Regions from separate parts of the Mus musculus genome. Here region 1 is linked to region 2. A link is a loop called in an ENCODE intact Hi-C map of the cell type or tissue named here. Cell type or tissue: heart. All regions are shown on one strand. Each heading gives the region's core, and the rest is flanking DNA. Links, peaks and the distances in the headings are about the cores only.

Region 1 (2,900 bases), core at 197-2,696, 130 kb before region 2:
ATCTATCTATCTATCTATCTATCTATCTATCTACCTACCTATCTATTTTTGAGGCAGTCTTACTATGCAGCCCTAGCTGTCCTGGAATTAGCTATGTAGACTAAGCTGGCCTCAAACTCGCAGAGATCTGAGTCTCTGCCTCCCATGTGCTGGGATTAAATGTGTCTTCTTCCATCAGCAAAGCCTATTTTAACTCTAAAGTACATTTTAAAAGAGCACCTGTACCCACATGAACATAACAGGTAGCTGCCAAAGATGAAGCACTTCAGTAGCCGGCCAATCCTTGAAACTACTTTGGAAAAAGAAATAGAGAATATAATACAGAAGAGGAATAAGATGCCATGCACCAAAGGAAGATAAGTCAAACAGAGGCAGAGCAAACAGCCTATATGACTTAGAACCAATGAACCATGGCTTCTTGGTGGTGCCCAAAGGGCTGTTCAAATAGCTACTTTATTTGTTCAGGAGGTGCCAACTTAAATCCACAAAGAGAGGAGACACAGAGCCTACTCACTAGCCAGCTGCTTGTTCTTTTTTTAGTTAGGGAAGCCAAGGAGGAGAAAAAGATCTATGAAGAAAGAGGCCCTTTCATCAGTAGCAAACACTTCTCTGGTAAGTAAGCAAATCTACATTGCACCCCAGGAAGATGAGATGGATGCTGACAATAAATAAACGAGAGGTTAAACCCACTGGGCCAGAGTGACCTTCCCTGTCACTTTCAACTTACTTGATTGGTTTTACCACCTAAATTAAGAAATTAATGTGTAAACCATCTTGGTTTGATTGTTGACTCTGCCAACCTCCCTGGCTGTATAAGCTTAAGTCAAGTGTTGCAGGGCACCCACATCCCTTATTGAAAGAGACAATCTTGGGGCGTCTTTCCAGGTTTATCTTTAAGAAGAGGCTGTCTGCGGGCAGCCTCACGGGGCGGGACAGAGAGACTACAAAAAATTACAGGGAAGAACAAAAAAACGGGAGGCTCGGGGAGCTGAACCTCCGAGTTTAGGTGAAGTCTTGGAAACGGTTGTCTTCCCCCATACCCCGAAAGAACTTCTAGGAAAAGACCCTCCACCCCCTGGAAAGTAGACAAAGGCAGTCTCCTAGGAAGGATCCCCTTTGGAAGAGACAAACCAAGAAGGAGCCCCGGGTAGGAGTCGCCAGGATTGAGCAACCCGGATGAGGACCCCGGTGGAGCGCATCTCAGGACAGAAGTCCCGCAGCTGCAGAGCTTACCCCGATGGAGGAGGCCGCTCTCTGGACATGCGACCTCAGCATCACTGTCCCCGATCGAGAGTTCCCCGACGCAGCGAACCTCAGGGCCGCCAAAGAATTGCCCTCATCTCTTTCCTGGCCTCGGGACCAGGACACCGAGGACGGCACCGCCCTCTTCTTACTTCAGGCGCTTCTGACGCGCAGCTGGAAAGTAGGTGCGGCTCCTTTAAGCAGGCTGCCGATGGACAGCTCCGTCGTCCTTCGCGCGGCGCGATGCACGCCGGGAACTGGAGTCCCGGGAGCCGGCCGGCCAGCCAGCTTCCAGAGAGTGCGTAAGCCTAAGAGCCTCAGAACAGCAACAGCCTCCGAGAGAGGTTACGATGTGACCCAAACGCTGTGCCTCGGAGCTGAGGGGCGCCTGTCCACGCTGCACGCGGAGAGCCGAAGACGGAGCGAGCCCCCCCAGTCACCTGAAGGGAGCGTTCGAACACTGCGCCTGCGCAGAGCGCCTGCTGCTAGCCGCCGCGGCAATCGCCTGCGCAGAGGAAGAGCGGCGTGCGCTTGCGCAGAAAATTGAAGTCGCTTCGGCAGCCTTGGGGAGCATGGTAGGTGGCTAGCTTTGCGCTCTGCAGGTGCGGGCCAGAGCCGGGCGCGGAGGTCACCTCTCTGTGGCGGCATTAGGATAACCGAACCGAGAGGCCGGGCGTGCCCGTCGTGGTGTTGAGGGAGGGCGCGGTTGACTTGGAGTAGCATGGTGTGAAGAGGGGTGTGAGGAGCCCAGTTGGATCTCCGGGGAGGGCAGCGGCGCCGGGTCAGCTGGGTGCTGACCGGACCGGAGGGCGGGACGGGGCTGTGCGACGGGTGACAACCTGCCTGCTGGGCGGAGCCGTCCCGCTTCTGAGTGGACAGTGACGCCGATTGGGGCGGAGCTGGCAGAGCTTTGAAGCCGTCAGCCCGGGGAGGTTTGTGGAAGAGGTGGAAGGACGCGATCCCCGGAAGGTGGTGCGCAAGGCTCCGCGGGGTTAGCATGGTTTGCGATCCGCTCAGCTCTCGCCGCGGCGAGGATATCCCCTACTCGCCCGCTCTCTTCCTGAGATCAGGCTGGGAATCCTGGAGGCGGGGAGGGACCGACTGGACGCCCTGGAGGTAGAGGAGGGTTTGCCTAGTAGAGCCGTGCAAAGGCCTGGACCGCGGGAGGACGCCTGACAGTCCCATTCCTTGGGTCTCGGGGTAGCCTTGCTCCGAGAGGATGCAAGCGAATGGGAGCCGAGGAAGACAAGTTTTGTCTCTGTCCTGGGAGAGATGTCGGCTTGGCTTGGTTTGCGTAGAGGAAACAGGGGAACTGAGGACCGAACCCTGGGGAGGGAAGAGGGGATGGAACCAATACCGAGAAGGACGAGGCTGGAAAACTAAAAGGTTTGAACCTAGAAATCAAGAAATAATGGAGAAGAGCTGCAGAAAGACTCCTCTGACCAGCTGCTAGCAGACTTCAGCGGCCAAGCCACTCACCTGCGCTCTTGGACAGGAACGTCACTGGGGAAGGAAATGTTGGGAGGCTCAAGATTTGGGAACACTTGGACTTGATGCCCTCATTTCCAGGCTTGCACATGGCAAAGCACAGTCAATCTGTAGTGGGCCGCAAATCTGTTTGAGCAAATGTTTGTCCTATGAGCCCTTTGAAATTGACC
Region 2 (2,900 bases), core at 175-2,674:
ACATACTAGTTTCAGTTCACACTAGTCTGTTGTCTATTAAGCACTTAAGCAGCTTGGAGGTGATAGCAATTAATGTAGGAACAATTAACAATCCCATCGTTACAGAGGTTTTTTTTTAAGATAAAATTATTTTTGAAGTCACACAACCAAGATCCTGTCTAAGTTGTTAAAGTCCCTTTGTGAAAGCTGGGACAATTTATGGCACAGGGGCACTCAATCAGGGTCACAGACTTTCCCTCTCCACTTAGATTTTGCTTTGAAACAGTGTCTCACTTTGTAGCCCAGGTTGGCCTCCGATTCACAGAAAGTCTCCCACATAAGCCTGCTAAGTGCTTAGATTACAAACTCAGGCTGACCCAACCTTAAAATTCCCCTGCCTCAGCCTCCACGGTCTAACAAGTGTGAGCCACCACTGATTAGTTTAGTTTATTCATTCATTCGTTTATTTATTTCATTTTTGCAACAGGGTCTCCGGTCCTGGCTGTCTTAGAACTCATTATATAGACCAGAATGGCTTGTTAAAGAGATCGTCCTGACACTAGCTCAGGATTAAAGGTATAAACCACTATGCAAGCCACAAGGTAGTTTGAAAAACATGAAGAGGCCTAACCTGGCTGTCCTTTGGATTTTATCCCAATCAGCATTTAGGAAGCAGAGACTACGAGAACCTGAACCTGTGAGTTTCAGGCCAGCGTGGTGGTGAGACACCCCTCCCCCCATTTTAAAAGTATAAAACAGTCTAAGGGTTTAAGTCGTTTTTGGCTGTGCTGGAGATTGAACTCCAGCTAGTTACCAAGCCATTCTGACACAACAGAACTTGTTTCGGCAACTCGTATATTAGCTACAACTCCTGAACCGTGAAGGGTCACAGGTCCCCTTAGCAAGGCTTCTGGGTTAAGACCGCCGAGTAAGCGCACCTCTCACGGACCAGAGAGTTCACACAAGTAGCAAAATAAAAGAAAGGGTAAACGAATTCCATAAAGTCACAGTCACAGAATTTGGGGGTGTGAGCCTCTGTGCCCAGGAGATTTGGCCAGCCACCTCTCTCCCGTCCTGAAGATGCTGGCACCGCAGCGAAACGCTCCGCGTTGCCGGGATACAGCGGCGAGGAAGGGCACCCGGCACCCCAGGCAGGGTCCGAGGCAGCACCCAGTCCTCTCACAAGGCAGCTCAGAGCCAGCAGCACTGCCTGGCAGGAACTCCAGCCCAGCTCCTTCCAGAGCGGCTCAGACTGGGCTCCCAACCCGCACCTACGTCCTTAGGCCCGCACGGGCTCCCAGGCGGCGAGCGCCACTGCGGAGCGGGCGGGCCGGCTCGAGGCCTTCTTGACGCCCGCGGCTCCGGGCGCCCCGTCCCCGCCCGGCCTGCCGCTCTGTTCCCGTCCGTCCCGAGACACCGACCCCGCCCGGCCCTCCTTCTCTCTCCCTCCCTCTCGGGCTCACCCAGCAGCAGCAGGAGCAGCGGCCGCCGGGCGCCGGGGGCCGCCATGGCGCGACGCAGCCGAGGCCGGAGGACGGCGGTTGCGCGGGCGGCGAGGCCGGCGGGAGGGCGCGTCCACCGACTCGAGAGGCCCCGCAGCTGCGGCGCCGGCACGGAGAGGACCCTGCGGCCGGCAGCGCCTGTCACGTGAGCAGTGCCGCGCCCGCCGGTCACGTGAGCCGAGGGTCTCGCGAGAGCCCGTGGACCGCCAGCTTACTCCTCACTTCTTCGGGAGGCTCCGTTCCGCACGTGATGTGGTCACGTGCCAGTCGGCATCACGTGGGCGCTGGACCACGTGATATCTTGCCCTCTCCCCACCCCCTTCCCCCCCCCCCCCCCACGGCCTTTCTCCCGAGTGTCCCGAAATGGAAAGTAGGTTGTGGCTTTGAGTAAGGGAAGGAGAAACGCTGTCGGAGAAAGTGAAGATGGAAACAGGAAGCCATGAAGGCTGGACTGAGCCCCGTAGGCCAGCTACATGCCACAGTTCAGGTCCAAGCCCCTGAAGGCCTGCAGCCCAGTGGTAGTCTTGGTTGAGAGCCATGTCTAGGTCAATACCAGTGTTTACATCCCAGGACAGTGTGCATATCCATTTCGAGGTGGGTATTCCCATCTAGACCCGTGCCCCAGGCCCAGGCTGACCTCCACTTTCAGGCTCACATACTAGTGTCTAGGGTCAGCCCCGAATGTGTCCCATTCGGTGATCCAGGCAGAGGACAGTCCTTTAGGATACGTAGATGGTGGGAGATGTGGAAAAGATACTTTTTAAGAGATAGGATTTCAGAATATATCTTTAGCCGGCCTCAAACTCAGAGATCAGCCCGCCTCTGCTTCCTGAGTGCTCAGATGATGTGTGTGGGCGCAGTGTTCTTGACCATTCCTGGCTGCTTAAGGGCATGTGGATGGTCATCTTACCTGAGATGACTATTTCCATGAAGAGTTCAATACTAAAGTATTTTCCTCTTTTGTGAATGTCACACTCAAAACTCGAGGATTGGTTTGATGTTTGGGGACATGGCGTCACCCTAAAGCCCAGGTTGACCTGGAACTCGCATGGACCAGGCTGGCCCCACACTCTGGGCAATCATCCTGTCAGGAGCGCAGAGATTACAGGTGTGTGCCACCATGGCATGAATAATCTGAGCTTTTATGTTATTATATTGTTTTGGAGACAGGGTCTCTCTATATAACCCTGGCAATCCTAGAACTCATTACTTAGACAGGTTGGCCTCAGACTCAAGAGATCAGCCTGCCTCTGCCTTCAGAGTGCTGGGACTAAAGGCCGGAGACCACCAGATCTACCTTGAAGTCCTCAAGTTTTAGCTTGAGGATTCCTCCTGTTAACAGATTTTTCATTCAAGCTGAGTTCTTCCTCCTCAGAATTGTAGACCCAGTAACAAAACTTAAAAGCTGTTTATGTAGTG

What was found. Peaks named below come from ENCODE experiments on the same cell type or tissue, not always from the same donor. Only the 100,000 strongest peaks of a DNase experiment are listed, where the experiment ranks them.
Region 1: it touches region 2 in a loop (2.5-fold over the local background); 3 of 42 quality-filtered maps call a loop at or near these places.

What each region holds. Positions count from the first base shown.
Region 1 is chr8:13,286,721-13,289,620 of GRCm38, reverse strand. Dcun1d2 (DCN1, defective in cullin neddylation 1, domain containing 2 (S. cerevisiae)) reads left to right here and starts at 1,495. Exons shown (of 7, transcript NM_001024504.2): 1 at 1,495-1,817. The coding sequence starts at 1,815. Tmco3 (transmembrane and coiled-coil domains 3) reads right to left here and starts at 1,608. Exons shown (of 13, transcript NM_172282.2): 1 at 1,234-1,608. In heart, for the core only: no CTCF peak of the experiment used is centred there; DNase peaks (open chromatin) are centred at 1,450, 1,750 and 2,080; H3K4me3 peaks cover 2,434 bases; H3K27ac peaks cover 1,912 bases.
Region 2 is chr8:13,157,977-13,160,876 of GRCm38, reverse strand. Lamp1 (lysosomal-associated membrane protein 1) reads right to left here and starts at 1,716. Exons shown (of 9, transcript NM_010684.3): 1 at 1,443-1,716. The coding sequence starts at 1,488. In heart, for the core only: no CTCF peak of the experiment used is centred there; DNase peaks (open chromatin) are centred at 1,136 and 1,686; H3K4me3 peaks cover 2,293 bases; H3K27ac peaks cover 2,040 bases.